Regions from separate parts of the Mus musculus genome. Here region 2 is linked to region 1. Evidence: chromatin loops called from intact Hi-C (ENCODE). Cell type or tissue: heart. All regions are shown on one strand.

Region 1 (2,500 bases):
TAGTAAGTACTCTCACCACTTTACAGGACTGTTAAGTTAAAAAGAAAACTGTATAAAGTTAAAAAAAAAAGTGCAGCAGCTCTAATGCTGACAATTACATAACTTTCACAAATCTGATTATGTTTGACTTATAGGGCCTCATATCTGCTCTTTGTCACCAAGAAAAGCTGGAATCCGGTAAGTAGCTAACCACTGTCACACAGAGTATAGCAACTTAGATAAAATAAATTTATGTGAAAGTTTACTCTTGGGATGGGAAGGAGTAAGCTATCCCAACAACTTTAACATCAGTGACAGCAAAACGTCACATATTTTAGGATACCTTTTACACCGGTTCCAGATTTTTGCCTGCCGACTGCCTAACCACGTGCGTGCCGAGATCTAACCGGGTGAGTCAACAGTGAGCAGCATTTACCTGACAGCGAAAAGGATTCCCTAACTAAGCAGTTTCCCAACTACGAGAGAAAAAAAAAAAATCACCAGGACCTACATCATATGCCCTACTCTATTTCACTGTACCTCCGCTGAGAAAGAAGGGAACTTAGAAATGGAAAAGAGTTTGTGGGACGACGAATCCCACAACCTAGAGGCAGAAGGGAACACGTGTTGAACACGCATCCGAGCCGAGGGAAGGGGCTCCCGGAAGGAACTTAACCTAGACGTGCGCATTCCAAGTGCCCAAAGCAAAACCAATACCGGGGTCCGGGATGCGGAAGCGCGAGACGGTCCTAAAGTGCGCACCGGGTAGCTCTGATGGGGACCCAGGCCTGGGAAGTCTGAGGCCGCCCCCCGGGGGAGCAGAGGCTTCGATGAACATGGCGGCCCAGAAGCAGCCGGGGTGCAGACCTCGTGGAGACCGCGGGATCGGGCCGCACCCTCCCGCAGCCCCCCTCGGGCCAGGCCGCACTTTGCAGCCGCGGCGCCGGCCCAAGCGCGCCGCCGGCCCGGCTCCGCGCCTCCTCTCTCCCGGGACGCCCCGGGCCACGCGCGCCAGGGGTGCCACGCGCCTCGCCGCCCGGCCCGGGATGCCGCAGCCCGGCAGGAGGTCCCCGTCCCCGTCGCCGTCCCCGCTCATCCTACCTTGGCCTGCAGCCGTGCTGGCGCCCAGGCCAGGCAGGTGCAGGTACCGCTGAGGTGCGCGGAAGGCACGTACTCCTGGTGCAGCCGGTTGTTGGCGGTCTCCCATACTCGCAGCTGACCGTCACTAGAGGCTAAAGCGAAGTAGGCTTGACTGTCCGGCGAGAAGGCGCAGGGGACCCCCGCCGGGGCCAAGGGGTCGTAGCTACCGCCGCCTCCGGCCGCCATTGCTGCTCTGGCTCCGCGGCAGCCACGTGTTCGCCCGGGCGCAGGCGCACCGGCGCGGGGTGGGGCCTGCAGGGAGGAAGTGGGGCGGAGGGAACGCTGAGAGCCCAAGAAGTGGCTGGTCGTGACGCAGGCCAGCGTTTAGCCGGGCCCACCCTGTGGACGGTGGCTCAGTGGGGTCCTTCTTAACTTGTCCTGCGAAGGAAGCGCGAGGGGAAGTGATTTGCATACTACCGAGCCAGATCCTTCTTTTAAAACTACGTCCTATGAAACAACTAGACGAAATGTTTAAAAGAAATATTTACTTACATCTCCGAGATTGTAACAGCTGTTTCCATGTTTCTTTAGTCTCTTCGAGGACGTGGCCATGTACGTACAATAATTATCCAATCATAGTTCTATCAAAGTTAGAGTTGGGGCTTGAAGAAACAAGATGCCTCTTTTATCTGTGTTAACACACAGAGATACTATTGGACAAGAGAGGAGGTCAAGTTGGGTGTAAATAAAGAATCCGGGCGGTGGTGCCTCACGCCTTTAATCCCAGCACTTGGGAGGCAGAGGCAGGCGGATTTTTGAGTTCGAGGCCAGCCTGGTCTACAGAGTGAGTTCCAGGACAGCCAGGGCTATACAGAGAAACCCTGTCTCAAAAAACAAAAAACAACACACACACACACACACACACACACACAAAAGAAAAAAAAAAAAAAAGAAAAGAGAAACCAAACATATATTCCCATCTGGATGTGTGCCTTTTAATCCCAGCACTCTATCTGAGGCAGACGCAGGCACGGTCTAGAAACTGAATTCTATAACATCGAGGACTATAGGGAAACTGTCTCCAAAAGATAAATGATAGATAGATAGAAGAAATTTTTTCCTTATTTTATTGGTTCTTTTTTTTTAATTATTGGTTATTTTGTTTATTTAAATTTCAAATGTTACCCCCCCCCCGGGTTTCCTCTCCTAGAACCCCCATCCTACCCACCTCCCCCAGGCTGCTTCCTCACCCACATGCACACTCCCGCCCCACCACTCTAGCATTCCCCTACGCCGGGGCATCATGTCTTCACAGGACCAAGGGCCTCCACTCCCTTTGACGACAAACAAGGCCATCCTCTGCTACATATGCAGCTGGAGCCATGGGTCCCTCCTGTGTACTCTTTGGTTGATGGTTTAGTCTCTGGGAGCTCTGATGGTA
Region 2 (2,500 bases), 89 kb after region 1:
TGTCAAGTCAAAGGATAGTAATTACCTACAAGAATTTACCCTTTTTTAAATGATATAAATCTATTTAGAGAGGGCCACAGGAATGAAAGGAAAGACAGCTGTTGTGCTTTCAAACTACAATTGCCACAGGAAGTCACTCCATTTCTCAGATCCCTGCCCTACCTAATCCTTATCAGTTGTAGGGCAGTAAGATTAAAAGAGTGCTCTAGCCAAACCAAGTGCAGCATGAATAGTAATCAGAAGTTCACAACTTAACTAGTTTGCTAGGTCAAAACTTCAAGATTTATAATCTGTTTGAGCCACACTCCAGTAACTAGGTTTTACAGAACATTTTTATCTTCACTTAAGATATGTTTTGCATTTCTGGATATAGCTTTATTATAATGTAGTGGAAACCTTAAGAGAAAACCGAATAAAAAATAAATTAAAGGCTCGTCTAATAGCATTTATAGTCAAATTTCTTATGCAACTGACTGCAGAATAGTGTTTGTTTCTTAAAGACAGAGAGTCACTAGGTTGCCCTGGTGTATGCCAGGTCCATCAAACTGGCCTCAAATTCAAGACTCTCTCGGGTGTGGACCCTGCCCCACATACAAACTAAAGTCATTGAATTCACTGAGCCTCAAAATTATCTCTTTAGTTTTTGGAGTTGTTTGTACGTGTGGGTTTTGTTTGGGGTGGTTTTGCTTGGGTTTGTTGGTTGTTTTGTTTTGATATAGTGTCTATGTTGCTCTAGCTGTCCCGGATCTCACTAGGTAAACCAGGATGGTCAGAGATTCCCCCACAACCTACCCCCACCCCACCCCCGCTTCCAGAGCGTGGAAATTAAAGGTGTGTACCACAACGCCCGACTAAAACGATCATTTTTATGTTCTAATGCCATTAGTTTCAAGAAGTAAATGAACTGCCGCTTACAGAGTCTGAAATATAATGCCTGCTAATATATCTGCTGACTACTATTTGGTGATGGAGATCTTCGTGATACCTGAGATTTTGGTTTCCCAGTAGAGACGTAAAGTGAGGAGTCACTGTGACCGCTAGGGAACCTCAAACTCAAAAAAGGACTGCTTAGCTCAAAACTAGCTAACGGCACAATAATGCCGAGAGCCAGGAATCTACACTTTAGCCCAGGGACAGGCCACCACCATCCGGGAACTAGTAACGCCTGCTTGTTGTTCCGAGGCTGGGCGGCGGGAATCCAGAGCACTTGAGGAAGCCTGATGTTAAATATCCCTCAGGCTCGTCCACCGCCACACTCGACAGCCTCTCCTAACGTCAGGAACCTCACGCCGCCTCATAGGCTTGGGTCCTGGCCTCCATCCTATCGGAGACAAACCCGCGCTTTCTACTTCCAGGACGCAGCCATATTGCTGTACGGAACTTGATTCCAGGAGGGCTCGGGCCGCTCCGCCCGGACAGCCCTACTCGTCCTAGATGCCAGCTTCCCGGACAGGGCGGGACTCCCTTCGGGTCACCGACGCTAACGACGACCTGGGAAGAGCCCAGAGCTCGCTTGGCCCCCGATGCGGACACTTCCGGCGACGAGGGCGGGCGCTGAGCGAGCGCGCATGCGTACTCGCCGTCGCAGTCCTGACGTCAGCGCGGGCGGAAACTTTAAAATTCAAACCGCCTTGGGTTGACGGAAGCGGACGCTCTGGTTTGGGCGGCTGTTTTCGTGTGCAGTCGTGCGGTTTACGGAAAGCTGGGCGCCGGGTCTCGTTGAGAAGCTGAGCGAAAGGTAACTGCTGAGATGGGATCAGCTCTGTGTTAAAATGGTCCGCGGCGCTGGAGCTGACTGTTGCGAGGGAGCTGGGGTGGGATCTGCCCGGCTCTGCAACGTTTGTAGCGGGAGAAGGCGATGCTAACAGGTGGGGACTGACAGGGGGAAAGCTGATTGGTGTGTTGTGTACCCGTGCTGATGCTGCAACTTAAAAGCCTGGTATGGACATGACTGGAAACCAGTGAAATCATGAGAGTAAAACTAGGTTGAACGCAAGCCACCAAAACAAGGAGGGGTGTGGCTCAGTGCTCAGCGCTCAGCCCAGCTTGCTAAAGGGTCTGACTCTCCACCCCTAGCTCAAGACAAAACAACAACAATAAAAATGCGATCTGTCTAACCCTCTGTGGAAGCTAGGGCCGAGTGCATAGTGTCTGATGCTGCAGAGATGAAGACAGACTCCAACGTAGACATTATTTTGATACTTGTTTTAAAAGCGGGAGCAGCCTGTGTTGTAAACCGGATTGTTTATCTTTGTTGAAAGGTGTTGCAGTAAATCTCCAACCCAAATAAGCCCAGGCAATGAAAACACAACTTAATTAATATGAATACATGCTGTGCGCCTACATTGGGCAGATCTATCACTACACTACCATCTTCCCCATATAAGAGACCCCTTAGAACTTCTCCAGGCCAGGTGCTTCTGCTCTACTTTCCTTCTCCTCAGTCGTCCCCTCTCCTTTTCTCCCAAAACTTTCAGCTCCATCTTCCCCTCTTTTTTCT

What was found. Hi-C counts contacts between places; a loop is a spot of excess contacts. Peaks named below come from ENCODE experiments on the same cell type or tissue, not always from the same donor. Only the 100,000 strongest peaks of a DNase experiment are listed, where the experiment ranks them.
Region 2: a loop joins it to region 1, with 2.0 times the contacts of the local background. A loop is called at or near these places in 5 of 42 quality-filtered maps.

What each region holds. Positions count from the first base shown.
Region 1 is chr17:71,615,066-71,617,565 of GRCm38, reverse strand. Wdr43 (WD repeat domain 43) reads right to left here and starts at 1,351. Exons shown (of 18, transcript NM_175639.1): 1 at 1,081-1,351. The coding sequence starts at 1,305. In heart, no CTCF peak of the experiment used is centred here; DNase peaks (open chromatin) are centred at 755 and 1,395; H3K4me3 peaks cover 2,082 bases; H3K27ac peaks cover 1,614 bases.
Region 2 is chr17:71,525,949-71,528,448 of GRCm38, reverse strand. It overlaps Ndc80 (NDC80 kinetochore complex component), which reads left to right and starts at 1,592. Exons shown (of 17, transcript NM_023294.2): 1 at 1,592-1,738. It also overlaps a transcript of Spdya not described here. In heart, a CTCF peak has its summit at 1,041; a DNase peak (open chromatin) is centred at 1,408; H3K4me3 peaks cover 1,889 bases; H3K27ac peaks cover 1,816 bases.